Regions from separate parts of the Mus musculus genome. Here regions 1, 3, 4, 5, 6 and 7 are each linked to region 2. A link is a loop called in an ENCODE intact Hi-C map of the cell type or tissue named here. Cell type or tissue: heart. All regions are shown on one strand.

Region 1 (4,000 bases), 87 kb before region 2:
AGCTGTGAATTTTGTCTAGGCAATGTTGGCCCTACAAAGGGAGGAAACATTACAGATGAATATTACTATTCTACTAAGCTGGGTGGAGGAAATTAAACCATGAGAACAACATAAAACCATCACATATTAAAAAAAATGCATCTTCTTTTCATCTAGCAAAATAAAATATAAGCTTACATAACACACAGCAAATGAAAGACTGCAACATAATGCTGTCATCATCTCCAGAAGGCTTACTTCAAACAAATGGAAACACCAACAATAAAGGGAAAATAAACATTTATATATGAAGAGCTTGGTGAAACAAGTGTTCAATGAGCATCTGAATAGGCGCCCGAGCGAGCCTGACAGTTTCCGAGACAATGAGACATTTTGTTTGGGGTAATTATTCATGAGGTGGAGAGGAAAAACTTAAATGAAAGATCAGAATTTAAAAACTCACCTAAATAGAACACTGGAAATGAAAAACAGGAGAGAGAGAGTGTGAGAACCGCATACTAGACGGAAGTATGCTAATGCAGTTATCAAACCTGCCCACCTGAGCTGCCATTCCTGTTTAATGACCTGGCATTTCCAGGACTGGTGAAACAAACATTTGCTAAACTCTATAGTATTAACCTACTTAGCTGAATTTGTAATGTTCTAGGTCATCTTAACAACTTTTCATTTGGGGTAAGAAAGGCAGAGGGTTGGGGAGACCCTGTGTTTACACAAACACGGAACTGTCATGAGAAACCACTGACCATCCAGCCACTCCCAGCATCCATAGATAACGCAGACCCATTTTTATTATCTTAGACTGTCACTAAATTATGGGAAATCTTATTGTCACAGGATATAAAAATTAAGTGAGATCCTTGTTGCACCTAGTATAATATACAATGAGATGAACAATCTAAGGTTAAGCTAGAACGACCTTGAAATCTTCAAGAGTAAAAGCAAGAAAGTAAAGACAGTTTCTTTCCACCGTCTGAGAAGTGTCACTTGACTTCTCAGAGTTGTGTAGAGCACTACTATAAAAAGTAAGTGAGTCAGTGCCGTGTGTGTACTACATACAACATGCTGCTGTGCTGCGTGAGGGCCTGAGACTCAGTGCCGTGTGTACTACATACAACATGCTGCTGTGCTGCGTGAGGGCCTGACACTCAGTGCCGTGTGTACTACATACAACAAGCTGCTATGCTGCGTGAGGGCCCTGAGACTCAGTGCCGTGTGTACTACATACAACATGCTGCTGTGCTGCGTGAGGGCCTGACACTCAGTGCCGTGTGTACTACATACAACATGCTGCTGTGCTGTGTGAGGGCCTGAGACTCAGTGCCGTGTGTGTACTACAACATGCTGCTGTGCTGTGTGAGGGCCTGACACTCAGTGCCGTGTGTACTACAACATGCTGCTGTGCTGCGTGAGGACCATGGAAGCGGCTATTTCCCCTCGTGGAGCAGACCCACAGCCGGAAGCGAAGGTTCATCAGGATGTAAGACAGCACTGGCCCCTCCCAGTATGGAAAAGCAGGAAAATGATCTGAACTTACCTACTAAACTTCATCTCTTTACATGATTTTAGATTAGTCATTTAATTTGCCCTCTAATGACAAATTAGATGACAACTGCAGCAATGTATTTCATTAGATATAAGCCTGATACTTTGAGAACCAAATAAAGAAAATATAAAATCAACCCCATGTAATTAACAAGAAAAACCAAAAACACGTTTTAAAAGCAAACACACATATAAATGTTTACATAAATGAAAATATGTTGTCTAATAGAATGTTTAGAAAATTAACACAATGATGTTTTGAAAAACACTGCCATATTGGGCTGTACATTAATGTTTCCTATTTTATAGAGAAAAGATCCTTTTAGAAAAAAGTAGAGAGACACTGAGCTGGGAGGACAAATTTAAGAACATATAAAATTGGGAGGAGTATAATTTATATATCTATGCTTATAGTTATTTTATTTTAAAACTATAAAGTAAAAGAATTTGGTAAAACCAACTTAAAAGATCATTATGGCTCAGTTTAAAAATTATGTCTGAGTGTTTAAATGAAAACTTTGGCCAGTATAATGAAACAGCTGGAAATCGGGAGTCTAATTGTCATGCTCACATCTAGAGAAGGCATCGTATCTCAACCATCCTATCAATGAATTAAGCCTATACTTTTAGCTGAAATTTATATATTCAAGTCAAATATATTAAAATTTCAATTTAATCTTATTGATCTTACTAAACAATTTTGTTTGTTTGAATCTAGCTCTGGGCCCAGCATGGTAGTGTATGCCAGCATCTGGGAGGCACCCACAGGAGAATTTTGAGGTTAGGGTCACCGTGGGTTAAATATACTCTCAACAGAACAAAACTTCCAAAAAGCCCCTAAGAATCCTGATGTGACTCATAAAACAAACTTAATGTGGAAATTCACTACAGTGCACTCCTACCACATAAAAAGGAAAACTTCAAGGAATCCTTTAAGATGAGGATTTTAATCTAAGAATTAACTCCTGTAATTCTTTACTACATAGCTGTATGATAACAAGCCATCTGTTTATCCGGGCATTCTTAAAATCCCTCTTTGGCATTCTGTGACATCTACATTTAATCTGCTTGTTTTGTTTTCCTTCTTCACCAATATTGCCAAGTTGTAAAAATCCAGCATCCTGAAATATATATGCAATTATGCATAATTATAGAATACTATAATTATTAGATAAAAATTCTGGGTAAATTATAAACTAAAGGTACACAATTACATATTCCTTTTCATCAAACATTTTAAAGGGATATAAAATTAGTGAGCTGTATCAAAGGTGTTACAAAACAACAAAAAGCAGAGACTACGGTTAGCCAAGGTCATCAGTTGCTCTATTTTCTGATATGTATACTATTTTTTCAAATGGGCCATATTCCAAACTGAGTATCTGTCTTCTCATAAAATACAAAATAGATACTTTCACAACCATCTCAATGGGTAAATAGCATTTTATCAGTTATCGTTGTGAAGAAGAAAAAAGGGGGGTGGGGGTGGGGGGAGAAACAACCAAGGTGCAGAAATGGGGGATTCTGCTCTATCTAGCCCTCTGCCTGAGGGTCTGCCTGATAACCAGGCCTATGGCTAGTCCTAATATGCCCAGGCTAGGCAAAGGAAAGTTTGTGAATTACTGTTCCTAATAAAGACAGAGTAGCAATGTTGCGGATATGCATTCTATAAATGATAGAAATCTGATATGAACTTCTCTCCAATAAGAATGGCACTTCAGTCTTGCCTTCAATTCTGAGTTTTGGCCAAAGCGCATTTCACTTACTCTCCTCATTTTAATTCTCACAAGTCTAGGTAACAATTAGCCACAGACTAAAAACAGGACTAAAGGACAAGTAGGTGCTGTTATATACAATACAGCTAAACTTAAATTTAGCAATCAGATGGAAGACTGTATATAAATAAAAGGCCATTATAAAGGAAATCTGTGTTTTAAACCTGTTATTTTATGTTTTAAAAACTCCCCTTTGTTAATACGGTCAAATTCCTTTTTCCCCTTTAAAACTGGGTAAGCTATCATTCTACACGTGGATCTCAACCCGAAAAGCACGAAGTTACAGTATCAAGTGCATTTCCAAAATGAGCTGAAGAGAGGTATAACATCACACAAATATCAATGATTGCTCCTAGAGGCCCAGGAGAAGCCCGGGGTAAGACCAGACCAGAGATAACATTACTGATGTTAAGCCATCTGCAGTACTAAGCTGGAGTCTGGGGGCGAGGAGCAGAGATTTACAACTCGCCATAAAATAGGTGCTCACTGCTGTAACCACCAGCTAGAGCAGATCCAAAGGAAACTTACATGACCAGGAGATAAATTAGAATTTCCTCTTTTTTTTCCCTTATTATAACATGCTTATCTAATCCAAGCATAGAAACTTAAAAGCCAGAAACCATATCAACAATACTAAGAAGTCACACTAAAAATTCCGAGTTACATAGAAAAAGTACATACAC
Region 2 (4,000 bases):
AATCAGCCTACAAAGAATTACTGTAGACTGCGCAAACTCCTCAGACCTGGGGGGAATGTTCTGTATTTACACCACTGGGAAAACGTCAGTGTGATTTCTCTATCTCTACAGCTAGTAAGAAATATGGCAAGAAAACAGCTTTCAAAGCATTAGTTATATTTCGCTAGAAGCTAGAACTTCTAAGTCCAGACATAACTTACTGAGACAGTGTATGATTTAAGTTTTACTAAATACTTCAAACTTGAATATATTTTGTTCACAAGCTTTCAAATAGCTTTGATCAAATGTTAAAATACCCTGCTTTATTTTGTCCTTTTAATGTTTTAAGAAAATTATTGCAAGTCTGAAAAAAAAAAACCAAAAAACTACTAACTACTAACTTGTTGGGCAAGACCTATATAGCATTATGTCACTAAAGTACAATCAACAGTATGTAATATTACCTGACAGAACAGTCATGTTTTTTAACAGTTCCTGAATTTTCAAGGCCACCAGTAGCTTAGCAAAAATGCACAAAAATATAACAGGTTTCTCAACTTGCATTTTACAAAGATTAATCTTGATTTCTATGCCATTAATTACTTTTTAAACATTTGAAATAAGTTGTATGAAATCACCCAGGAAAAGGGGTCACTTGGCAAAAATCTAACACTAACATAAAGATCTGTCACCCAGAATCAGAAAAATTCATAGTAAGCTTAAGTAAACACAGCACAAAAATATACTTAAAATTGTAACGGGTCTGTGTTCAACCCTGATTTTTTTTTTTTTTTTTGAGGAGGGGGATATAAAAGCTAAAGTTTCAAACAGAAATAAGGGGGGAAATTCCAATGACAAGATTTTCAGGCCAAAGAGAAGGAATTTGAAGATATTATTCAAATCTCATTTCATTACATTATAAAGGTCTTGGCAACCGTCGGCCATTAATCTTTAACACAAAGGAGATTCAAATCCAAATGAACTGAAAGACTATCTCGGGAGGGAGGAAGAAACGGAGGAATTTACTTCATCCACAATTGTTTAACCTAAAAGGGAGGCCTTTAAGGATGAGTACGCAAAATGCATCAGCCTTCAGTCTACGAGGTCCTATTTCTCACTAAGTCTTGCACCAATCCAAAAGCGGGAGGTTATGGACACAAAACAACCTTAGGAAAGGCTTGGGGTGGGTGGTCGCCAATGAGTGACACACCACATCATGGTTTATTCTCCTACACAACTGGAGAGACAAAAATTAAAAAACATCACACCATATGTTTCACCGTATCAATCAAAAAGCATTTCACCACGGTACATCCAAGACTTTCCTTTGGGGCTGAAAAATAAATAAATAATTGTATTGATTACAGAGGAAGGGAAACGCGGCCGCTTCTGCTGCAATGCAACACAGGCTGCTACGAACCGGAGAGAAGGGCTTTCCAAACAAAACCCTCCCCCGCCCGGGCTTACAAACCTCAACCAACTTATCCCAGCCTCACACTGTCCCCCGCCAGAGGAAACCTAGTAAATGCTCTCCCTTCCCCCACCATCGAGAAATGTTCACCTTTCCCCGCTCCTCCGCTTTACCCCTACCAGAGGCACTTTATTCCCCGCAGAGATTTCAAACCTTCCAAACTTTCCTCCCCACCCCCCTTTTAATTAAACACTAGAGCTTTGTACTAAAAGTGCAGAGAATTTTTACAGATGTACGGAAAATACCTGTTTCTCGGCAACGAGCACGCTACGACTACCGAGCCCCTCCCCATCTCCTGGGTTTCGTTAACCCAGGCTGGGGGAGGGAGGGAGGGAGCTGGCATATTGAATTGAGGAAGGGAAATCCTGGGTAAAAGAAGAGCATCGGAGGGGGACACCGGGAGGAGCCCCCTCCCCCAAATCAGAGCGGCTGGGCAGGGCAGCTGGACCGGAGAAACCCGAAGGGACAAAAGGGAGCGAGAAAGAGCCGGGAGAGCCGAGCCGGCGCCGCGGGCCGGGGCAGGCGGGTCCGCGCAGAGCGGTCGCGGCGCCGCGGCACAATGGCTGGCGGCCCGCGCGCCCCTCACCTCATGGTGCCGGCGGCGCCGAGGCTTCCCCGGCGCGGGAGCCGCCGAGCGGAGGGTCTCTTCTCAGGCGGGGAGGCGGACGCCGCGGGGACGCGCGAGCAGAGGCGGCTCCGGCTCCGGCGGCCGGGCTACACCATCTCCGCGCGCAGAGGCGAGGCGCCGGCCCGCCGAGCGCGAGCGACCACGGGCTGGGGACGGGGCACGGGGCCGAGGCGCCGAGCGGGTCCCCGGCGGCCGCCGCCTCCTCCGCCTGCGTCGCCGCCTCCTCCCCGCCGAGCCTCGTCCGCCGCTTCAGACGGGAGCCGCCGGGGCCGCGCGCCCGTCCGTCCGTCCGTCCGTCCGCCCGCCCGCCGCTCCAGAGGCCGCTCCGAGCGCGCCGCCGTCACCGCCGCCGCCGAGGCCGTGAGGAACCGGCAGCTGCTGCAGCCGCGGGAGGAGAGCCGGGCTCGCCGCGGGGCGCCGGGGGCGGGGCGGCGGAGGAGCACGCAGGCGCCGCCCTCCTCCCGCCGCCCCCGCCGCTCCCGCTTCGCCCGCTCCCCTCCCCCTCCCTCCCGGGGCGAGGGGCGTTGCGCACGAGGGGGCTGCGGGGCGGCGGCCGAGGCGAGGCGGCGGTGCGGCCACGGCCCTTTGTTGCCGCCCACCCGGCTCCGCGCCCCCCGCGGTCGGAGGGGGGCTCGGCGCCCGCTCTGCCCTTGACCGCGCTCTCCTGCCGCGGCCTTCCCGCAGCCCGGAGGCTGAGGTGAGGAGCGAACCGCGGTGGGGGGGTTGGGGGGGGCGTGACGAGCCGGGCGCGATCGCGGAGAGGACCAGGGCGCGCGGGCCGGCATCCCCCTCTGCGCGTCCCCGCCGCGATGTGATTCCCTCCCACCCACCCCCACCCGTGGGATGTAGGCGGGATGTAGGAGAGTTCCGAACACGCAAAACGTGGCCATCGTCGTCCCCCGGATTCCCGAGGACCCCCGAGCGTGCTGGACCTGGGGATCCGGCCGACGCGCGCACAGTACTGGGATGACTGCACAAACACACGCGCGCATAAACGCGCACACACACACACACACAGCTAACGCATCGGTGTCGGGAAACGCGGTGGCCCGAGGCACGCGGAACCCTGTGCAGCCGCGAGAGACGCAGCCCGTGGAACCCTTTCTGTCGTCACCAGCTGAAAGGGAATCCCGGCCGGGGGCGGGGAGGGATGGAAACTGAGGATAATTTTAAATGCTCTGTCTTTCACCTAGTCTGGAGCTCACCTCCTTGAGAAGGTAGATAGAAAATACTAACGCAGCGAATGGTTTAGTCAGATGGTGCAGGAGGCCTCTGAGAAGCCCGAATTTGGGGCGGGGGGTGTAGAATGAAAAACAGCAAATCCAATGATCTAATAAAATTTTTTAAAAACTGAGAGCCCGCTTTCGTGCGCAGTATACAGATGCCTAGACTAGGTTAGAAAGGGTTTTTGCAGCTACCCGATTTCTATTACATCCAAAATGGAGGACCTAGCAATACTGCAGGAATCCATTCAAAAGTTTGATGTTCCATATAAAATGAGCTGCGGTTCTAAAGATACTTATGAAAGCTGGCATTCTGGGCACTTTCAAATGACAAGCTAACGTATCCTATCCATCCTTGGTCAATGCCTGAATTGTCTGGAGAACAGTTTAACCTGTTTTAACTATGAAAAGCCTCCTGGTTTCAGAGCTCAACAAAGGCGGTTTGCTTTTTGGAAGGAAGCCCTGCAAGAAGCAGTGACCTAGAGCTGTGGCACAGGACCAGGGTGGCCTCGGGTAGTAAAAAGCACGGTGCCTCTGCTCTAAACATGGTGTACTTGAAGAACACTAATTTCCACCCACATAGCTAATTACAGCTTGCCATCACAGAGCATTTTATTCAAGGATCTCCAAGGACTGAAGAGAAAACAGCCCTGTCAGCCAAATGTCCTTGTTGCCCATATTACGAGAAGAGACAGAAAT
Region 3 (4,000 bases), 70 kb after region 2:
GTCTATCTGTAGCCAGAGGGTCACTTGTCCACAGATGAGCGGAGCAAGTGAACTGGTCTCCCCCATTCCTTCTCGGGCTTGACCCAGGGCTGGTGGAAGAAAGATGACTCCTATGTTGGAAGACAATCTATGCCTTAATTTCATGTGATTTTAACTGTGAACTATGTTAGATCCCCATATGTGGTTATTATTTTGGATTAATATTCCAAATAGTGATCTCTCTTTGTCACAAAGACAAGGGCCGGGGAAGATCATGTGAGCACGAATCTTCTTTCAGGGTCAGTCAGACTGAGCTGCCGGGTGCAGACTCATTCAGAGAGGCCCAACTGAGATCTGAAGGACTTCCAGAGTGTTTCCTCATGCTTGACTTCTTAGTGTTGGGGAATGTAGCTCAGTGATACAGCACTTGCCTGGCATGTCTGACACCCTGGGTCCCATCCCCAGGACCAAACAACACAACAATACACTACTTCCTCTTGCTGTTCCTCCTCCTCCTCTTCCTCCTCCCCCTCCTCTTCCTCCTCTCCTCCTTCTCTTCCTCCTCCTCTTCCTCCTCCTTTTCCTCCTTTTTTTTCGAGACAGGGTTTCTCTGTGTAGCCCTGGCTGTCCGGCAACTTGCTCTGTAGACCAGGCTGTCCTTGAACTCAAGAGATCCGCCTGCCTCTGCCTCCTGGGTGCTGGGATTAAAGGCCACCACTGCCTGGCTTGGTGTTTCCTCTTTTAAAAAGCTGTATAACAGGAAGCGGGGAGGATAAGAGGCAGCGGAGTTCTCCTTTAAATGAACTCTATCCCCGGCCTCAGTATATAAAACAACAAAGGGTTGAGCTGCTTCCAGAGAGCAGGGATGGGAATCTGGGAGTTTGACCTCCTTCTTTCTCTTGGCCTCTGGGAAGCCATCCATCCTGGGTTCCAGAAATATGCCATCATCCCGATCATAATTTCCCAATCTCTGAGGGAAATTCTGTCATCTGGTGCTTTCGATGACTGTGTTCAAATGTTACAAAAGATCTGGCAGAGTCCCAACGGCAGAGTCAAGCATTTGGGCTTGGAAGCCACCGGGTGTAATATTAAGGTGTCTAAGTGGCCACCAGCTCTATTCTAGGGGTTCCTAGCCTCTCATCTGAGTCCCCCGGTAGGCAGGAGAAGGCCATAAGAAGAACAGAAAGCATGACACACTCACCTCTGAGGTCAGGTGGCGTGTCAGCTTTACTTTCCGAGCTGACTCAGGGCGCCTCCCACCAAGCTGCTGGCTTGCTGAGGCCTGTCCTGAAAGCTGACTTAGTAGATGGTTGTGTCTACACAGAGGTTTTTGCCCAGCAGCTAAAGAACATGTAACAGATGCCTGCATGCAAATCCCAGAAGGCACCAGATCAGCTAGCTTCCTTTCCTGAACACCCCAGGAGAGCCAGACCCACAGGTGGTCTTCAGACTGGGACATTTGAGTTATTCCAGATAACTGACCCCCCTCCTTGGGTATATCTCAAAAGGAGAGAGAAAAGGCCTAGCTTCAGGACACAGAGGGGCCATAATGAAGAGAACTGAGCTGTGCTCTCAAGAATCGGATAAAGCTCCTTCCTGGGACAAGGAAGCTATGGGGTCAGGCCTGAGGGCTGGGGTTATTTCAGGTGTCTGTTTCACCAACTGAGAGGCCACAACCTGTCTTCTTAGTTTCCCTCTGCAATCAAGCCTACCCGGTTCACCATGTTCTCTGTGCAGTGCGAGAGCCAGTCACTAAACACTGCTCTCTACAAACTGGCCCATCTCGGAGGGTCACGTGACAAGAATGCTTCTCTCGGTAACAGGACAGATTGTCACGCTGCTGTGATCAAAGGCCTTGGTCCCCAGGTCTTGGGCAGCAGGGCCCTGGCTCGGGCACTGAGCTATAATTATCTGGAAGCTGGCCAGGCCTCCTCCGTGAAGAGCCTGGGCCTGGGATCATCTGGAAAAACTCAACACATTCCACACTGTCCCAAGAGGGAGCCCAGGGGAAGCCTGGTGAAGCTTCTGTCTTAGACTTTGGAGCTGGGCTATCTGTACCTACGTCCTAGGTCCTATGAAGATGGAACAATGCTCAGAACCACTCCTCCTGGAGTCTTTGCCAAGAGCTACTGTGCGGAAAGGTCCGGAACAACTGTGTCACGCGTAGATGAGGCACAGTGACTGCCTAGACCAGGGCTTTGTTTCCAGTTTAAGTCCCGACCTCCTCCTCCTCCCTCAAATCCATGGGGTCATATACTCTGCCACAGTTTGAATACGGAGGATACACAAGGCCAGTTCGCTGTTTCCCTACACACCCCAAGTCCCCTGTCCAGAGCTCTGCATTGTGACACAGATCCTGGAAAAAGTCTAAACAGCCTCCTTGAGGACTGGCTGGCACCAGGATCTTTCAAGATTCGGTTGAACAGTTTCAGTCCACCCGTGGTCCTAAGCTGGAGGAAACAAGGTCATGTTGCCTAGCATAAGGGTCTGCACTTCCCTGGTGACTGTTCGGTGACTTATCTGTAAGCAGGAGAGGCCCTTGCAGGCCCTCGGGGAGAGCAGGCTGGTGAGACGATCTGCATGGAACTTAAGGGCTGTGATTTCTAACTTTTGCTATTTGGCCACGTGTTCTTGAGCCAGCTCCTTCTGCCTTTGTAAAACCGAGATGTGACTGTTTTCAGAAGAGACAGTAATGAAAACGATTGCCGAGTGCCTCTTTAAATAGAGCAGACATAGGCCACATAAATGCTTTAGGTAATGGAATTCAGTCCTTCTTCCTCCTTAGCCTGAGCCGCAGAATCAATAATGTTTTTCCAAGTGCAGTGTTCCCAGGACAAAATGTGAATCAGCTCCCCGAGCCAGGCCTGCAGCCTTCCGATGGGGAGTGGCCTGGGTCCTCTGGGGCCCCGGCTGTCTCTGCCTAGGGCTGGCATGGGACAGTAAGTGCCCATCCCTGCCTGGGACACCATCCAAGATGCCAGGGTGGCAGATTTCTCTAATGTCAGAAGAGGTTTTGTTCAGGGGTCCAGTGTGCACAATGGGAGCTGCTATCTGTCTTCATTTTGTTTTCTCTAGTGAGGACGAATTGTGCTGAGTCTCCGAGGTAAGCGCTGTCTCCTGCTGTAGCTACTGTAATCCTCTAAGCCACCCACTTTGGAGGCAGCTGTGATTACCATTCCTATTTTACCTAAGGAAAAGGAAATAGACCCAGGGAGAGTTAAACAAGTCAGCGAGGCAGGAGAAAACAAAGGCCAGGCCCCTGCCACGCCCCCACCCCTCCTTATCGCACTTGGCCTACATTTACAGACTTCCAATGGAACAGAAGAGCGACCTGCAGTGTGGGAAGGCACTAACCAGGGAATGCAAGGCAGTTGGGGTTCCCACAACTACAGGAAAAATGCTGCAGTGTGGCTATGGGGGCCTCTCAGCCTTGGCAAGGGGGAAGGGGAGGGTAAGGGTGGACGGAGTGGGGTGTCTCTCTTCTCTCACCTGGCTCTAAAAACTGGCACACAAACCTGCAGGTCACCTGAGAGGGTTCTGAGCCTACAGGGACTCATCAGAAGTGCAGGGCATCCAGGCTGCCAGGGCCCCCAAGGCACTGCATGACCCTGACCACGGTCATGGTCGAAACCCTCGATCATGTTCAGCACCATGCACCATACACCAAAAGTTCAGCACCATCCTGGTACAAAGCGCCCGGCCCTGTGACAGATGCCTGCTCGCTAACTGTCGTACTTTGTCTAGGCTGAAGTCTATCTGGTCCCGTCTTGTGAATACAAATGAGAAATGGAGGAAGGGAGGGGACCTTCCCATAACTTCTTGTCACTCTCCATGGAGAAGAATGCTTTGGCCACTATCCCTGCATCCAGGGAATCTGAGAGGAAGAAGAGCAAAGAGGGTAGCCTGTACAGATCTGTTGATTTTTAACTTAGAAAACACACAAGTGTGTTCTTGTATATGTGTGTCTGTGTCTGTGTGCCAATGTGTGTGTGTGGTGTGTGTAGATGTGTGTGTGTGTGTG
Region 4 (4,000 bases), 92 kb before region 2:
CATTTAATGAGGAAACTCAACTGAGGTTTGTATTAAAATTTTAGGCCTTTAAGTGCTAGGGATATGGCTCAGTGGTGAGCACTGGATGCTTGTGTGATGGTATGTGCCTGGTCTTATTGCAGCTAGTTATGTGGTTTGCCTGATGTCCTTGGGAGGCCAGCTCTTTTCTGATGAGAATTAGGGAATGGCTCTTGGGGAGATGGGAGGTAGGAAGGAGAACTAGGGAGGGAGGGAGGGAGAGAGGGAGGGAGGGAGGGAGGGAGAATGAAACTACAGTTAGGTTATACTATACCCTGAGATACCACACACACACACACACACACACACACACACACACACACACACACACACACACACAGAGCTATAGGAAAAAAATCAATGTCAGGGCGACACTAACATTAGATAATCACTGTCCACAGCTGAGCTACATGGTACTCTGACTGCACTGCATTCCTTTCTAATTGCTGGGCATTAAAAGACAAACAAAAACAAAAACAAAAAACCAGTAACTTTTACACGTGTTTCTCAAAGCATCATAATGCTTTAACACAAGCATAAGTAACTTTTGGTAGTCACCATAGGTGAGATAGGTATGGCTGAGTCTGGAAGCAGTCCTGAAATAATGACCCTTATAACTAGAATGTACTGACTTAAGAAGAGTTTTGCACATGCCAATATAATCTTAAAGGCTTCCAGCCAATAAAAGATAGAATGTGTACTAAGGAAAAGAGCAGGGCGCCAAAGAATATTTCCAAGTTTGCCGATAGATAACTCAAGTATGCAGTTGATACACTTAAGAGACTGATGTTTGAATAAAGCAGTGAATACTTTTAGCCAGGTCATTGAAAAGATGTCTATGTATATGGGAATGAAAACACCATCAAGAAATTTTCTGACTTACAAATTTGTGGTGGCATGAATAATTCCTACTTAAATTGAAAGGCTTACAAATCTGACCATAACATTTTAAGCTATAATGTGAGACATTTCCAAATCTTTTTAAGGAGTCTCCAAAATTATAAACGATGCTTTCCTTAGAGTCATCACTACCAGCTTGCATACAGAAAATGCAAGAAACCCTTCTTCTAGAGGTTGGTTACATCTGTCTGCTGGCTGCCAAGTAGTAAAACCATCTCCAGATTTTATTAACACACGTGTCTGAATTCCGAGCTGTGAGAAAATTCCAAGATGCTTGTTTTTTTTAAGTTAGATGTAACATTTTCAATCATTTGAATGTTCTTCAGAGAAAACAATTAACATACCTTTTCCAGAAACAAACATAAGTGAATACTATTATGGCCACTAAAGTATTTTAAATATATTAAGTAAAAACATAAAAGATATATATATCTATCTATCATTGAGGTATTTTCCCCCAAAACATCAGTCCCTAAAAGTAAACAAATGAAAACAAAAAACAAAAACCCAAAACCCACTACCATCACAACAACAAAATACTGGCCCACAACAAAATCAATATACATACAAATACATGTTTAGTTTATGTTTTTATGAAGACATAGTCTTGTGAGACATGCAAAATATAAATAAAATGTCAAGATATATTTTATTCACCTTTACCTAGGACAGTTTTTGGGTAAATATAAATTTCAATTTCATAAAATGAAGTGGGAGAACAAATCAGAAAAAAAAAAAGCATTCTGGTTGCTAACACTAAATAATGCTGATATGTCAAAATGTAAAAATTTGTATTTTTTTTAGTTAACTTTTCTGAGACAGGGTCTCACTATGAAGCCCCAGCTGGCTTTGAACTCACACAGACTCAACAGTTTCTGTCTCCCAAGTGCTGGGATTAAAGGTGTGTACTACTACAGCTGGTGTAGATACACACTTTTCATTGTCCTGTGTGGGCATTTCACCGCTCTACTAAAAAAAAAAAAAAAGAAGATAGTTGAAATTGAATATCACAAAACTCCTAAGACAAGAGCCAATACTTACAGCAGAATGCGATCGACTCTTGGTCCATCCTGCCTCTGGAGGATAATGGGAGTGCTGTACACTTTCATTACTCCAGGTCCTTAGTTCTGTGCTATAAAGGGGTTCTTATTCCCCTTTATAACTTGCAGGTAGTAGTGATGATTTGAAAGCTATTTTTAGATGTTAACTAAACTATCTTCTGTGTTGAGATGAATGTAGGACTGACTCATGTTTCTTAGAATATATTTTCCCATCACAGCCAAGGAAGCCAAATATTAATAATGAGTAGGAACCAGAAACTGACTTGATGAATCACACACACACACACACACACAGAAAATTGTATTATGATATAATAAAAGTATTAGGTCAACAAAGTAATATTTAAAATATCCAACAACTTTATGTTGACTACAACGTATAAAAGCCATACCTAGTTTTTAAAAGGGGATTATTATAGAGCATCTTAATAATGCTCACTACTCCTGATTTCTTCCTACAGAAGCAACTAAGTTTTAACATTCTTGAATTTATCTCAAGGTTCTGAACAGCAATTTCTTTACAAATATCTATACCCGACTTCTCATATTTAGATGTAACTCTTTTCCTACTTGATAAATTATTTAATTCCCACTATCTGGGTGGTCAGCAATTGAACCTGGGGCCTCCATGAGCTCTATCCCTGCGTTATACTCTAGCTCCTTACCTACTCTGGCTACCTCCCAATTTTTCTTTCTCCTTTCCCCTGCAGTATTGACACAGCATTTCATTCCCTGCCCATCCATCAGCTACTTTCCAAGGAAACTAACTTCCTATTTGTATCCTGAACACTAATACTTTCCTTGGCTTTCCCCACGTCAACCCTATGTATGCACCAATGCGCCACTCCAAGCTCTCCAGCAGAACTGCACACAACCCTCTTCATGTGGTTAAACGTGTCAAATGCTCAGGTTCCCCACCCACTCCTGTTTCCTCGTGAGAAACCAATCAGGAGCCCACGGGCTTCCTGACTCAGGCAAGCAGGCTGTTCCCAAGCTAGGCACAAACTTCTTTCTTTCAAGTTCAATTCCACTTTTCTTGGACCACAACAATGTTATACAGCTCTTGATTTCTTCCCTCATTTTAAGAGAACATTTAATAGCTTCTATGAAGCTGCTTAGAAAAGGAAACTAGATTTCAAAATAAACAGATACTACAGGCCCTGGCCCACACTAAGTAAGTACAAATATGTACTTATGTTTAAATACAAAATGTAAATGAGATATCAAAATACATTTCATTTTGCCTTGAATCTGGAATCCTCATCTTTGGCATCTAAGTGTTGACATTATAGTTCTGTGCCACTGTCCCTGGCTGAGAAGACAGTTTAAATTGGCCTTCCTCACAGCACATACCAGTATGAACAACGGGTAAGTACAAAAAAAAAAAAAAAAAAAAAAAAAGACCTTGGAGATGTAAATTCAATTTTCACTAGAAGAAGATTTACTCTAATGCCTCCCATATACGGCCATTAAGCACTAGAAATGTGGTTACTTAAAGAAGTATTTTTGAGTATAAAATAAACACTAAATTTTGGTAAGAAAAGCAGGATGTAAACTTTGCTAACATTTTTTTTTCCTAATTTAAATTTTATTTTATTTGCATTGGTGTTCTGCCTCCATGTATGTCTGTATTAGGGTGTCATATCCACTGGAACTTGAATTATAGCTAGTTGTAAACTGACATGTGGGTACTGAGATTTAAACCCAGGTCTTCTGGAAGAACAATCTGTGCTTTTAACTACTGAGCCATCTCTCCAGCCCCCTATTTTTTTTTCAAGACAGGGTTTCTTTATGTCCCAGAACTTATTCTGTAGACCAGGCTGGCCTTGAACTCAAGAGATCTGCCTGCCTCTGCCTCCTGAGTGCTGAGATTAAAGGCTTTTAAGATCACTGCCCAGGGCAAACTGTAATTCTAAAAAAGAACTATTTATTTTTATTTTATGTGTATGGATGGGTGTTTTGCCTGCATGTACGTCTGTGTATCACATATGTACAGGGCCTACAAGGAGCATAAAAGAGCA
Region 5 (4,000 bases), 98 kb before region 2:
GTCTTCTGACGTGGATCCAGAGAAAATTCCAGATGCGGGGAGGGGAGGGGCAGGAGGTGGGGGAGGAGGGGGAGGAGCTTGATTAGGAAGAGGGGGTGGTGGAGGGGGTGGAGGAGGAGGACCAGTGGATGGCAGTGGAGGTGGTGGAGGGGGTCCTGGGGGAGGAGGAAGTGCTGAGGCGTAGGCAGGGCCTGATGGGAGAGGGGGTGGTGGCGGAGGTGCAGGTGGTCCCAAGACAAGGCCTGAGAGGAAGGAAAGTTAACACAGTCATTAACAACACAGCTAAATCACTGTGGGTTACACGGGCAGATATACAGAATGCCATGCTCAAGTAAGTGACTCAGACACTGCACTGAACAAAATGATCTATCATAATACTTAATACATAATACTTGTTTTTAACTAAGGATATTAGAATTGAAAGCCAAGGTGCACATACAACCATTTAATATTCAACTTTTTCTAATAAAACTAATGAGCTCCGCCCCCCCCAGGGATTTGAAGACAAATGTTTATACAAATTTAGAAAATTATGCGCACATACACGCATGCACACACACACAGAGAGAGAGAGAGAGACATGCAGTTAGTACTGCCTGAGATAACAGACCCAAGATAATCCTAAGCCTTTGACCTATGATGACAAACATATCTGACTACAGACAGACAAGATGAAGACCTTGGAGAAATGGGTCTTAGGTTTTAGTATCTTAAAATGATTCTACATGTAGTCTGAGATAGGCATTACTGAAGAAATATAATAAACTAATATGAGGTAAAACCTCAAACTAACTGAGAATTAAGAAGTTAAATATGCCCGGCGTGGTGGAGCATGCCTTTGATCCCAGCACTCAGGAGGCAGAGGCAGGCGATTTCTGAGTTCGAGGCCAGCCTGGTCTACAAAGTGAGTTCCAGGACAGCCAGGGTTATACAGAGAAACCCTGTCTCGAAAAAACCAAAAAGAATTTAAATATAAAGTGATTTTAGGCTTTGAGGTAGAAATATAGGAAGTACTTTTAAATATTGTTAAAAACAAACAAACATACAAACAAAAAAACCACAGAGTAAAGAATTTACTTAAAATTGAAAACACCAAATTAGTAAGTATTTACTTAAGCCTTAACAGGGCTAATTTTCTTTCTGTAAAGCTAGTGAGTTGCACACTTGGGGAGTAGCTGTCACTTCGGAGGTTTCACCAGGGAATACACACAGAGCAACAGAGGGCTGACGGTGAGCTCTTCCATCCTTCGGACTGAGCTCCGAGCACCAGTAGGCTTTAGCCTGGCAGGGCCTCTTGCTCAGATGTCAATCAGAGAGATACTAAATTACACATGATAAATTTCTTTTCACCTTTTACAAAAATCTAGTAAGACAGCATCAAAAAAATCTACTTTTAACAAAAGAGGTATGTCTAAATCCAGATTATTACATTGTTTGTATAAGCACACTTCCTCTCTACATCCTATACTTATAAAGAGGAACAAAGGCAGGGTTCCATGCACCTTCTTATGTACAGAACCGCGTCCATCTTTATGTCCACAGGCTGCACTTAATGTTACATGGCCCTTCCCTGCTGCCCTGCATCACGGTCCGTGTCTACAGGAAACCTTCAAGGACCTTCTGTTTGCCTGTATAGCAACACTTGCAATAGAACCCTCTGGGGGATACACCAAGCCTGCCAACCCTCTGCTTCTGCAAAGGGCCTGAGGCTACCTACCCTAAAGGTCTAATACAGAGAGCTCAATACAGGAGAAGTGGAAATGAAAAAGGGATCTTAGGGCAGGAGTGCTCCAGGGAAAACTCAGGGATGATTTATCTATTAAACAGATCTCCATGTCTCTAGGAAAATATCTCATATTTACCCCAGGGAAGATGAAACAGTCAAGTGCTCCTAGTGAAGTTTAAGATGAATGTAGAAGTACTAGGATCCCTAAATATTAGAAAACACCTATAATACAGTACTTACTGCAAACGATCTAAAACCTAAGTTTAATATGGACATCTCCCATACTAAATTCCAACTAAGGCCCAGGATTTAAAAAAACAAAATCCTTCATTTTAATGTTCTAAATAATAATAATAATAATAATAATAATAATAATGATAATGATAATGATAATGATAATAATAATAATACAACCCCAAATAGCACTTTGGCATAGAGACGCTCAATCATGAAATCCATAGGACCCAGCCACTCTTCTAGGCAGGCAAAGTTGCTCTGCACTCCTCAGAATGACCAGTAGTCAGCAGCAGAAGTGAAGCCTTACCCTGTGGGGTTGGCGACTCGGCCGGCTGAGAGGCTGCCTGCAAGCCTGGCTCGGAAGCAGAGGAGTCTCCCAGCTCAGGATTTAGAGGGGTCTCCGCAGAGGCAGGGGCAGCTGCAGAGGGAGAAGGGAGAACACTGGGCTTGGATGAGGGAGTTGAGGCAAGAGGGGTGCCTGGAGGAGGAGAAGCCTGTGATCCACAGTGTGAGAGTGAGGCGAGGGGAGGCAGCGGCGGCGGTGGCAGCGGCGGTGGTGGTGGCGGCGGCGGTGGCGGTGGCGGTGGCGGCGGAGGTGGCGCTGCTGGCCCTGAGGTAGGCGGTGGAGACACTGGGTATGTTACAGAGTCTAGCGACCCATTGGGTGCTGTTGGTGACGGAGGCATTTGGGGCACAGGAGAGGAGACACAAACGGGAAGGACAGGCCGTGGGCCAGTAGCTTTGCCAGGGGGGCTGCTAATCATTATTGGAGGAGATGGAGGGAGGGGCGAGAAATTGGAAGTAGGCCAGGCACAGGACTTCGCAGCTGGAGGCTGAGAAGAGGGTGTGTTCACAGGAGAAGAAGGTCGAGAGTTTTTGTTGAGAGGACGAGGAACTGTAGCGTAATGGGGAAGAACAGGGTGGAAGGCTGAACCTAGAGATGTTGCAAAACGTGTCGCTGCGTGTCTCAGTGGTGGTGTAGGGGGTGTGGAAGTAGGTGGCAAAGCAGTCACTACAGCGTAATCAGGAGTGGCGTCTGACACCGGAGCTGAGATGACTTTAGCATATGATGGAGGAGGTGCCGAAGGCGGCTGGCAACTGGAATACTCAGGAAGTGGAGCACTAGACAGGGAGCTGTCTGAAGATGGAGCTGGACATAAGGTGGAAAGCAGCGGCAAAGACAGGATAAAAAAGGAGAGAGAAAAAGGGAGCCAGTGAAGCCCGAGACCAGCATCAGACAAAACGCACAAACGTGGATGACAGTTAGCACCAGGGGATTAGGCAAATAACTGTCTCCACTGGAGAAAACTTAACTTGTAAGCACATTTCGAAACCCAAAAGAGGATGAAATAAGTTCTTTTAAATATGTGGATTAATAATTTATCCTCTACAAGGATAGTAACAGTCTTAATGTTTATTACTTAGTCCACTAAAAACTGCATCAAAATTATTATAAACAGCAGAATAAACCGAGTTGTGGTTTCAAACCTGGCGAAATGTTTACTACGATGGGAAAGGAATGCCCAACTCAGTGTCTTATTTTTGGACATCTCTACCTTCTTAGCCATAACTCCAGACAATTATGCAGTTAAGAACAATAAATTAACCAATACTGAACCGGCATTGGCCTCTCATATAGCTCAAGATTAAAATTCTTTGATAAATATTAACCATCTTAAATGTTTATACTATATCATAATCCTCTATGACACTATAAATTCCATCAGACTGTGATTTTCTTCATCATACCAGAAAATGTTTAAATAACCGGTTATTTTTGAGAATATTTTTAATCTATTTTAATTTTTCCTTCAGAAATCTAACTATAACCAAGCTAACTTCTTGTTGTACGTAGCATAATACATACAGTATGTGATAATTTTAAGCAATGGCACAAGGGAAATATCTTCCAAGATCATTATAAATTTTTTTTTGCATAAAAACATTCACACTTTATAGCTGAATTTTAGGGCGTTAAGAAAAATTAAAACGACAGACTAAAAATTCCCAAGGGCTTCCTTTTAGTTTCTAAGCAAT
Region 6 (4,000 bases), 130 kb before region 2:
AAACAAGCAAACAAACAAAAAAAACCCCAAACCAAACCAAAACAACAACAACATCAAAATAACAACAACAAAAACAGCAAAGCAAACAATAAGTAGAAGACTATTTCTCTCCCTGAGCCCAGCAATCAGCACACAGCAGATCACTAGATACCCAGGCCTCCTAAGATCAAAGAGAGGATCCTAGCTCCAGCAAAAGATTATCTGGCAGGCTAGGAAGAAGTTTACTTAGCGGAGGTGGAGGATACTTTGATATGCCATTCTCAAGACCCAGGCTGGGCATCAGGAACTCTGGGCACAGGAGCAGAGAGGCTTTGCTGAATGCCCTTGGGTGACCTTGAACTTCTGATCTTCCTGCCTCCACTTCCCGAGTGCTAGGATTAAAGGTGTGTTCCACCATGTCCTGTCTTCTTGAGGTTTGGGATCAAACTCAGAGTTTCTAACATGCTAGGGACACACTCTATGAGCGGAAATGTATATACCCAGCTTGGTTTTTTTTTTTTTTTTTGGCAGACTGTCCATTGTGTCCTGGCCTCAAAACAAAGACAAGGCCAGAGCAGAGCGCACTGTTGTGTGGACTCCACTCAGGCCCATAGTAGGCTGACAGGGAGGTGATGCATGTCCAGGTTAACCCTGAGCAAGCAGGGTGCTTGGAGGGCAAAAATGTCACCATCACATCTGTCCTGCCACTAAGTGGCAAGGTGGACCCCAGAGCCAGAGGAAGTAGGACAAATGTCTCCTGCCTCCTGCTGCAGCCCTGTCCTAAGTCTGAGGCCACTGTTTGCTGCTGAATTTCTCTAGTGTCCAGGAGAGTGAGCGAAGAGGGACAGTGTCAGAAGGGACTGAGAGCTCTTGGGTAAGTGACATGTTGGACCCAAGGCAGAGAGCTAGAGGCCCAGGGCTGACATTGGCACCTAGGGAAGTCAGTGGCTCTTCTGCCAGCTCACTTTCACTGTGAGCTTTGCCTGGGAGTCCACCCAAGTTGCACGTAACTCCTAAGCACAGATGCCTCCACTCAAGCCATCTGTAGCCATGAGCCACAAGAGCTGAGACTACACATGAGCCACCTTGTCAACTGGGGATACAGGGCCCCTCAGTCCTCCCCTGTTACTGGGAGAGCCAGTCTAGAGGACATGGAGATGGCCTTCGCCCTCAGAGCCCACCGTGTTAGGCCATTGCTAGCTGGTGGACCCAAAGGCCTTAAGCAGTGGGCTATGAGATGGTCTCTAGGCCCAGTCCCACCATGGGCCTATCAGAGGGGAGACACCTGTCCAGGTGCAAAGATAATGAATGCTTGGTCCTCTGGCTTCCTTTGGTGAGCCTAGACTTTTGGGTAAAGCTCTGTGTGAATGCTGTAGGCTGACTCCTGCAGTTCAGCATATTCCACTACGTGGAACATGCTAGGAAGAAACAAAAACACCTACTCAGCTAGTGACTGAAGCCTCCATTCTGATTGGTTCCCCTGATGGCTACCATGGGTATAGAGGATGGCAGATCCACACTTCAGTTCTGCAGTGCCTTCAACACACTGCTCTGTCTCCCTGGTCTTCATTTTTGTGGCTCACTAATGCTCAGGATCTGCCCTTGGCTGTCTTCGGCTCTCAGATGTCTGTTTCTACCTCCCAGGGTATCTTCCTGCTTTCTATCTCCGGTGTTCCTCTCCCCGTGCTCAATGGCTAGCCATGCTCCTAGCCCTGAGACCTCTCTTCTACCCCAAACTGCAGGCATGTACAAAGAAAGGGCTCCTGCTTTGACCCTACCTGCCGCTTCGCTCACAGCACGCACTTCACATTTCCAGCATAATCTTGACCAGTAAAACATCTGACTGTAGAAGTTGGCCGGCCTGTAGGGCCCATCTAGAATCTGGACACTCCGGGGCTCCCCTCACCACAGCGACAACAGTGTATGGAGTCTTCCTTCATAGTCTCTGCATACTTTCTCCAGCTTTAAAGTCTCATTTTTTCCTTAGCAAATCCTCGGGTTTGGAGCCCGTGTCCACCCATCAACATGCATGGCTGTGCGCTGTGCCCAAGTGTGAGAAGAGAAGGAACAGACATTAGCCAGCAGAGGGCGCTGCCTAACAGCCAGGAGACGCGCTGCCTAGAGCTACCGCTGGGAGGCGCCCGAGCACTGCAGCTTGGATAGCCCCGGCCAGCTGGGTGACACTCTTAGAGACAATGAGAGGGACAAGCAGAGGAACACTGGTTTCTCCCCCATCACTTTTGATGCCTGCCTAGGTCTATCCTGGCATTGTGTCTTGACTTTCAAGCTAGCCTGGCCTAATCGCAGGCCCAGACCCAACATCTGCTCTCAGTGCAGCTCACCAGGCACCGAAAAGCCAGAACTGATGTGGAAGGTGGGAATGACTTCCTGGGGTGCTGAGCAAACAGGATCTCTGCTTTCCTCCAGAGATGAGATGGGGACAAGGCTCATTCTGGTCAGAAGGAGGCAGAAGAAAATGGTCACATTGTAGCTCCCTCCTCTCCCGGGAGGAAGGCTCAGCATTTAATCCAGCTGTAGGTACTGAAAAAAACGTCTTTCAAAGGAGCTCCCAAGGGGCTGGTGAGATGGCTCAGTGGGTAAGAGCACCCGGCTGCTCTTCCGAAGGTCTGAAGTTCAAATCCCAGCAACCACATGGTGGCTTACAACCATCTGTAACAAGATCTGACGCCCTCTGAAGACAGCTACAGTGTACTTACATATAATAAATAAATCTAAAAAAAAAAAAAAAAAAAAAAAAAGGAGCTCCCAAGGTCCTTGGAAGCTCGGGGGAAGATCACATACCTATGATGGTCAATTTTGAGAGTCAAATTGACTGGATTGTGGCGTGTCCTGATCATTTGGGCAAGTGTTATTCTGGGTGTGTCCCTGGGGCTGAAGTGCCATGTCAAAGTGGCTGTGAGAGAACAGAACTTGGCCCCAAGTCTCACCACAAGGGACTGGCCCTTTCTCAGTTGCCCCACGCCCTTCGGGAGCACTTCCGGGAATGCGCTGCACCTCTAATCACAGGTGCCTCTATAAAATCTTCACTTTTTCCTGCTTCCCACTCTCTCTTTAGGGATTCCTACAGGAACCCTTTGCCTAGGCATGGCCTAAACAATGGTACTTTGGTTTTAAGTGCCGAGGAGGAAGGTGGTTGCAAGCAGGTCTGGTAAAGTCAAGCGTCAAGTCTGCTGGCTCAGTCTAACTTTCCTCTCCTGTTGCAAAGTGGATGCAGTGGCTCTGAGAATTAAATACATGTCATCAAGAAAGAGAACTGAAGACTGAGTGAGGTTTGGGCAAAGCGCTTTTCCACATTGATCTTCCTCTTATGTTGGAGGAAAAAGTCTTTGCTGAACGTTTCCAAAACATGTCCCATTTCATCTCACTGTCCAGAAAGAGCCACGAGGACCCCTCAGAACAAATCTGGATCTACATTCTTGAGATCAAAGGGATTCAGCTGAGACCTGAGCAAGTCAGGATCATAGCAGCGGAGGAAGGGGCGGAGGTGAGGAGGGAACACATTGTTCAGGCATCTTATGGTCTCTGTCTCCTCCAGCTGCTGGCCCCAGGATGATGGGCAAGTGAGGAACTCAGACTTCCACCTGGGCCTCCCGGAGCCTCAAAAAGCTTTCAGCAGACAGGGATGTTTTGGTCATACAGTGCTCTGGCTACTGTAAGAGGAGGGCAGTAAACTGGGTGGGGTGGGGTGGGGTGGGGTGTTGGGTGTGTGTGTGAGGTGACTGGACGGGGTGGGCTCATCATGAGGACCCTTTAGAGGCAGAGCCATAGCTTGCTTATCTCTGGACAGGTGAAGCAAACCCAAGAGATGCTGAGAAATGGAGTCTAGGGTGACAGTGGAAAAGGATGGGAAGGTGGCAGGGCCACACTGAACTTGAGGCACCTTGGGTATATGCAATCTTGTGTTGGCATGTCTCAAGGAGGAGAGAGGAGGGGCTTGAACTTGGGCCTGCAGTCTGGGGGGGGGGCTTCACAGGATATAAGTCTGTGGGTACAGGTGCAG
Region 7 (4,000 bases), 96 kb after region 2:
CAAGGCTGAGTGGGGAAACTGACACAGGACCCTGCCCAACATCATCTCACCCCCTTATCTTCTCCGTCTGCTCCTCCACAGTCACGGAGCACCTAGTGGCCAGAGACCTCAACCCTTCTCTGTATTTTCTGCATGCTGCAGCCCCATAATCCATGCTGCTAAGTATGCCGCTAGGCGAGTCCCATATCCCATGTCGCATGCCGCATGCACCACGGCTTGAAGCGGGCGGGTGGAAGATCTTCCTCAGCACAGCTCCAGCCCGCACTGCCCTCTCCAAGGCCTCTTCACCAGAGGGTTATTCTAGGCATGTGAGGTCATCATGGTATTCCCAGGACCCCCACCCCGCCCCCACCCACTAGTGACACCTGTTGCTCTGTGTCCTTGCTCACCCCTGCTTGGATCAGAAAGCCTGATTGACCATTTCATACGACGTACATTGTCCTTCCCTCTAAATTCCAGCTCCTTGGCACAGCCTGTACAAAAGGACTCAGAAGAAACATTACTACGGTCACACTCTTCGATGCTGGTCCCCTTCTCGAAACCTAAGAAAGCTCTTGCAACCAGGAGGATGCTGGGGAGGGGTCCCCTGACCTTTTGGACTGGATGACCAATGAGCTGACAGCTGTGTGCAATCAGGACTCCACAGTCCCCGTTCTCTAGGCCACCCAGAGGGTTTCCACAGCTGAGCGGAGCCTGCTGCTGAGTGGAGATGTCATCTGATTCATTAATTAAAGCGAACACTGTTCATCCAGTGCTCTGGGGCATGGTTTAAAAAAAGAACCCAGAACATTTACCATTTGATAGAAATAGCATTCGTCAGCGGGAGAGGTAACTGAAGTTTTACTCTTAGCCCCTTCATTCCAAGAGTACCCCCACCCTGTCCCGGTTCCCACCTTCCTTACCATGCTGCTTTGTTGACGAGGGAATCCCTGCCAGAGTTTGCTAATTGGGTTAATGGAGTGACTATGTAATTGTTCCCTCTCCCACAGCCCAGCCCACCCCACTGGCTGCTTTCCGACTACCTGCCTCTCACCACTTTCAGGATAGTTAATTTGCAACAACAACTTCCATTGTCGTCCACATCTGGGACTTTGGGGTTTTAAGTGATGCTCCCTAAGGCAGAGGACAGAAATGCGGCTATTTTGGTTTGTGTGGCCTACAATGGAGCCATTCTGTGGAGTTTCTGAGCAGTGCGGGGCTACCCAGGGAGAGGGGAAATTGGAGCCCGGCTCTGATGGGACCTGGGCCAGGGAAGAAGAGGGAGGAACAGGGGGAGGTCACCGACTGGGTCAAATCCCGACCTTTTCTTCCAGCTACTGGGATTTGAATTTCATTTTAATAAGATGCAGATGAAACCTACGGGCTGAGCCTCGGGAATCTCAGTGCTTTGCCTTCGACCTCTGGTCTCCAGCACCGGCAGCTTGTACCAAAGGAGGTGGCCCTAAGGGTGGCTTTGCTGGTGTCCGAGGTTCAGTCAGGGCACTCTTTGTGCTCAACACCCTTGGGAAAGCACCAACACCTATATCCCTCTCCCCTCCCAAACAAGACAAACCCAAACACCCCAAGGCTTTTCTCCTGTTGTTTTTGGGGTGTGTTTGTTCTGTTTGAAATCTGTTTCACTTAATGGATTATTAGTGGTTCAAATCACAAAAACATCAGCATCCTTGAGGCAGGGCACAGGAGAGCTGGAGGCCACCTCCAGGACCTCAGAGGTGCACCGGGTGTCTTAGAGGTGGGGCTGAGTCGACTCCCAGGCTGCGTCCCAGCACCTGGGCTTGGATGCCCGGCAGGCTCTTGCACTGCCTGCCCTTGTTGCCCTGCCCCAGTCCCAATACGATCTTGAGGCAGCAGGACAGGGATTCTGAGCGATGGACCTGGCTGACAGGATAGTTCAGGAATAGAGCAATTACCTACTCATGTACTAGAAAATAAAAATAAGTAAAATCATGGTAGGTATCCTAGCACTCAGAGGGCAGAGACAGGAGGATTGCCACAAGTTTCAAAACTTGTCCCAAAAAGACAAAACTAAACAATCAAACAAAACCCAAAAACCTAAACATACAAATAGCCCACCACTACCACCACCACCACAACAAAAAAACAACCAATAAAGACAGAAATTCCAGGGACTATTGAATTTGGGCCATTGGAGATTAGCCTTGGTGGCGTCCCAGAGCACACACTTCTCCCAACCCTTTGGACATATTTTGAGTATACACTGATAGGTTAGGTTGTCTTGTCCTGACTGAGTTACCTGGTCAGGCAGGGGCCGGAAGACTTCTGTGGAACCCTGAGTGTTGTGTGCCCCCTTGTGGAAGGGCTCCATCAGTGCACATTTCCATTTCCAGGTAAATTTGACCGACCTCCTCACCTACCTGTGCTCTCTTATTAGCGTGTAAACATCTCGTGTGCTTCTCTGGACTCTCTGAAGCTCATCCACTTGGTTGGCAGACCCAGGAAGAGGCACCCAGGAGCTCAATAAGTAACACTGGATTGGAAATTCCTGGCCAAGCTTTTCTGGTGAAAAGAAGTGTCAGGATTGTTTGGGTGTCTAAGAAGGTAAAGTGTGGAGACAGCACAGCATCTGAATGTCTGTGTCCCCAAAGGTTCCCGGGAAGCACTCAAGACTGATCTCCAAGGACCCACACTCAATAGTCCCTGGGTTTTAAGCAAATGGCAGACACCTTCCAGCTAAGCTGAGTTCCTGCAGCTTGGAGTCTGGTCTCCTCAGGAAGGGCTGATTCTGAGCCAGTACTTGGCTTGGATCTACTGCACAGCACTGCCCTCCGCTGGTCTGAGCCCTTCTGCTGGGAGGGCCTCCTCAGGTTTCCCTCCCTCCTTCCTTGGGGCAAGAGTGTTCTGGATAAACAGGATTTTTTAGTTGGCTTCTCTTAGCAGGTGTGTTTTACCCAGCCTGTCTTGCTTTGGGTCCATGAAACCTGGGAAGGTAGAAGAACAAAGTCTTCCTTGATGCTGCTGGCACATAGTGGGTTCTATAAATATTTATTTCGGGAGAATAAACATAGCCACACATGTTTGGCATGCCAGCTGCACTTGGGACACTCGGGACTATTGTGATGCCCATTAGAGGAGGAATTCATTTAAGGACCCACACCTGTTCTTAGTTCAGAACAGCTGCTGCCCTGTGTGTAGAAGCCAAACCAAGGAAAACAGAGGGGGACAAAAGTTCAAGCAGGAGAAGCGCGCTCAGAAATAGTCATTCCATTCAAAACACTATTGGAGGGTTTTTTTCTCTTCCTTTTGCAGTGAAACTCAGGATCTCACGCATAGTGGCCAGGTGCCCTGCCAACAACACTTTACAGAGCAGAGTCCCTTCCTTTTCTCGCTTACCAGCTACTGTCCCCATTAGTTACTGTCCCCGTTGCTGAGATAAAATAGCGTGACAAAAGCCACTTAAGGAAGGAAGGAAGGAAGGAAGGAAGGAAGGAAGGAAGGAAGGAAGGAAGGAAGGAAGGACTTTGGTTGGCTCACAGTGTCAGCCCCATCATGGCCAGCAAGACAATGAATGAGGCAGAGTCTGAGGCGGCTGGTCAGATCATGTCCACAGTCAGAAAGCAGGAAATAATGAGTGTGTCCTGCTCACTTTGTTGTTGTTGTTTGCTTGTTTTGAGTCAGAGTGCCTCTCTCTATATATTCCTGGCTGTCCTAGAACTCACTATGTAGACCATGCTGTCCTCAGAATCACAGAGATCTGTCTGCCTCTGTCTCTTTGGTGCTGGGATTAAATGCATGAAATGTATGTGCCATCACACCTGGCTCACTTTATCCTTTTTATACAGTCTGGGAGTCCAGCCTAGAGAATGGAGCTGCTCACAATACTTCCACCTCAGTTAACCTCATCAATATAATCTCCCACAGGCCTCCTCATGGCCTGTCTCCCAAGTGATTATAGATCCACCAGGTTGACAAGTGAGAATAATCATCTTACTGGCCACTGAAACTTTTGGGTAAAAGATATAGAACCAGGGGCTGGAGAGAC

What was found. Peaks named below come from ENCODE experiments on the same cell type or tissue, not always from the same donor. Only the 100,000 strongest peaks of a DNase experiment are listed, where the experiment ranks them.
Region 1: it touches region 2 in a loop (2.1-fold over the local background); 9 of 42 quality-filtered maps call a loop at or near these places.
Region 3: it touches region 2 in a loop (2.4-fold over the local background); 13 of 42 quality-filtered maps call a loop at or near these places.
Region 4: it touches region 2 in a loop (1.9-fold over the local background); 9 of 42 quality-filtered maps call a loop at or near these places.
Region 5: it touches region 2 in a loop (1.9-fold over the local background); 9 of 42 quality-filtered maps call a loop at or near these places.
Region 6: a loop joins it to region 2, with 2.2 times the contacts of the local background. A loop is called at or near these places in 9 of 42 quality-filtered maps.
Region 7: it touches region 2 in a loop (4-fold over the local background); 20 of 42 quality-filtered maps call a loop at or near these places.

Annotation. Positions count from the first base shown.
Region 1 is chr1:181,930,732-181,934,731 of GRCm38, forward strand. It overlaps Enah (ENAH actin regulator), which reads right to left. Exons shown (of 15, transcript NM_010135.3): 5 at 1-31. Among named protein-coding and RNA genes, the nearest start is that of Gm33669, 54 kb to the left of the region's middle. In heart, no CTCF peak of the experiment used is centred here; no DNase peak of the experiment used is centred here.
Region 2 is chr1:182,017,494-182,021,493 of GRCm38, forward strand. It overlaps Enah (ENAH actin regulator), which reads right to left and starts at 2,487. Exons shown (of 15, transcript NM_010135.3): 1 at 2,037-2,487. The coding sequence starts at 2,041. In heart, no CTCF peak of the experiment used is centred here; a DNase peak (open chromatin) is centred at 2,448; H3K4me3 peaks cover 3,696 bases; H3K27ac peaks cover 3,112 bases.
Region 3 is chr1:182,087,210-182,091,209 of GRCm38, forward strand. No RefSeq gene overlaps it. Among named protein-coding and RNA genes, the nearest start is that of Gm39719, 7.1 kb to the right of the region's middle. In heart, no CTCF peak of the experiment used is centred here; DNase peaks (open chromatin) are centred at 972, 1,922, 2,892 and 3,252; H3K4me3 peaks cover 312 bases; H3K27ac peaks cover 3,952 bases.
Region 4 is chr1:181,925,712-181,929,711 of GRCm38, forward strand. All of the region lies in intron 5 of Enah (ENAH actin regulator), which reads right to left. Among named protein-coding and RNA genes, the nearest start is that of Gm33669, 49 kb to the left of the region's middle. In heart, no CTCF peak of the experiment used is centred here; no DNase peak of the experiment used is centred here.
Region 5 is chr1:181,919,388-181,923,387 of GRCm38, forward strand. It overlaps Enah (ENAH actin regulator), which reads right to left. Exons shown (of 15, transcript NM_010135.3): 7 at 2,271-3,113; 8 at 1-242. Among named protein-coding and RNA genes, the nearest start is that of Gm33669, 43 kb to the left of the region's middle. In heart, a CTCF peak has its summit at 2,247; DNase peaks (open chromatin) are centred at 2,324 and 2,674; H3K4me3 peaks cover 1,076 bases; H3K27ac peaks cover 474 bases.
Region 6 is chr1:181,886,899-181,890,898 of GRCm38, forward strand. No RefSeq gene overlaps it. Among named protein-coding and RNA genes, the nearest start is that of Gm33669, 10 kb to the left of the region's middle. In heart, no CTCF peak of the experiment used is centred here; a DNase peak (open chromatin) is centred at 2,093.
Region 7 is chr1:182,113,111-182,117,110 of GRCm38, forward strand. Gm39719 (a long non-coding RNA gene) reads left to right here. Exons shown (of 4, transcript XR_865804.2): 4 at 460-531. It overlaps Gm33725 (a long non-coding RNA gene), which reads right to left. Exons shown (of 3, transcript XR_373761.4): 2 at 2,376-2,517. Among named protein-coding and RNA genes, the nearest start is that of Srp9, 9.6 kb to the right of the region's middle. In heart, CTCF peaks have their summits at 2,308 (motif pointing left) and 2,511; no DNase peak of the experiment used is centred here; H3K27ac peaks cover 610 bases.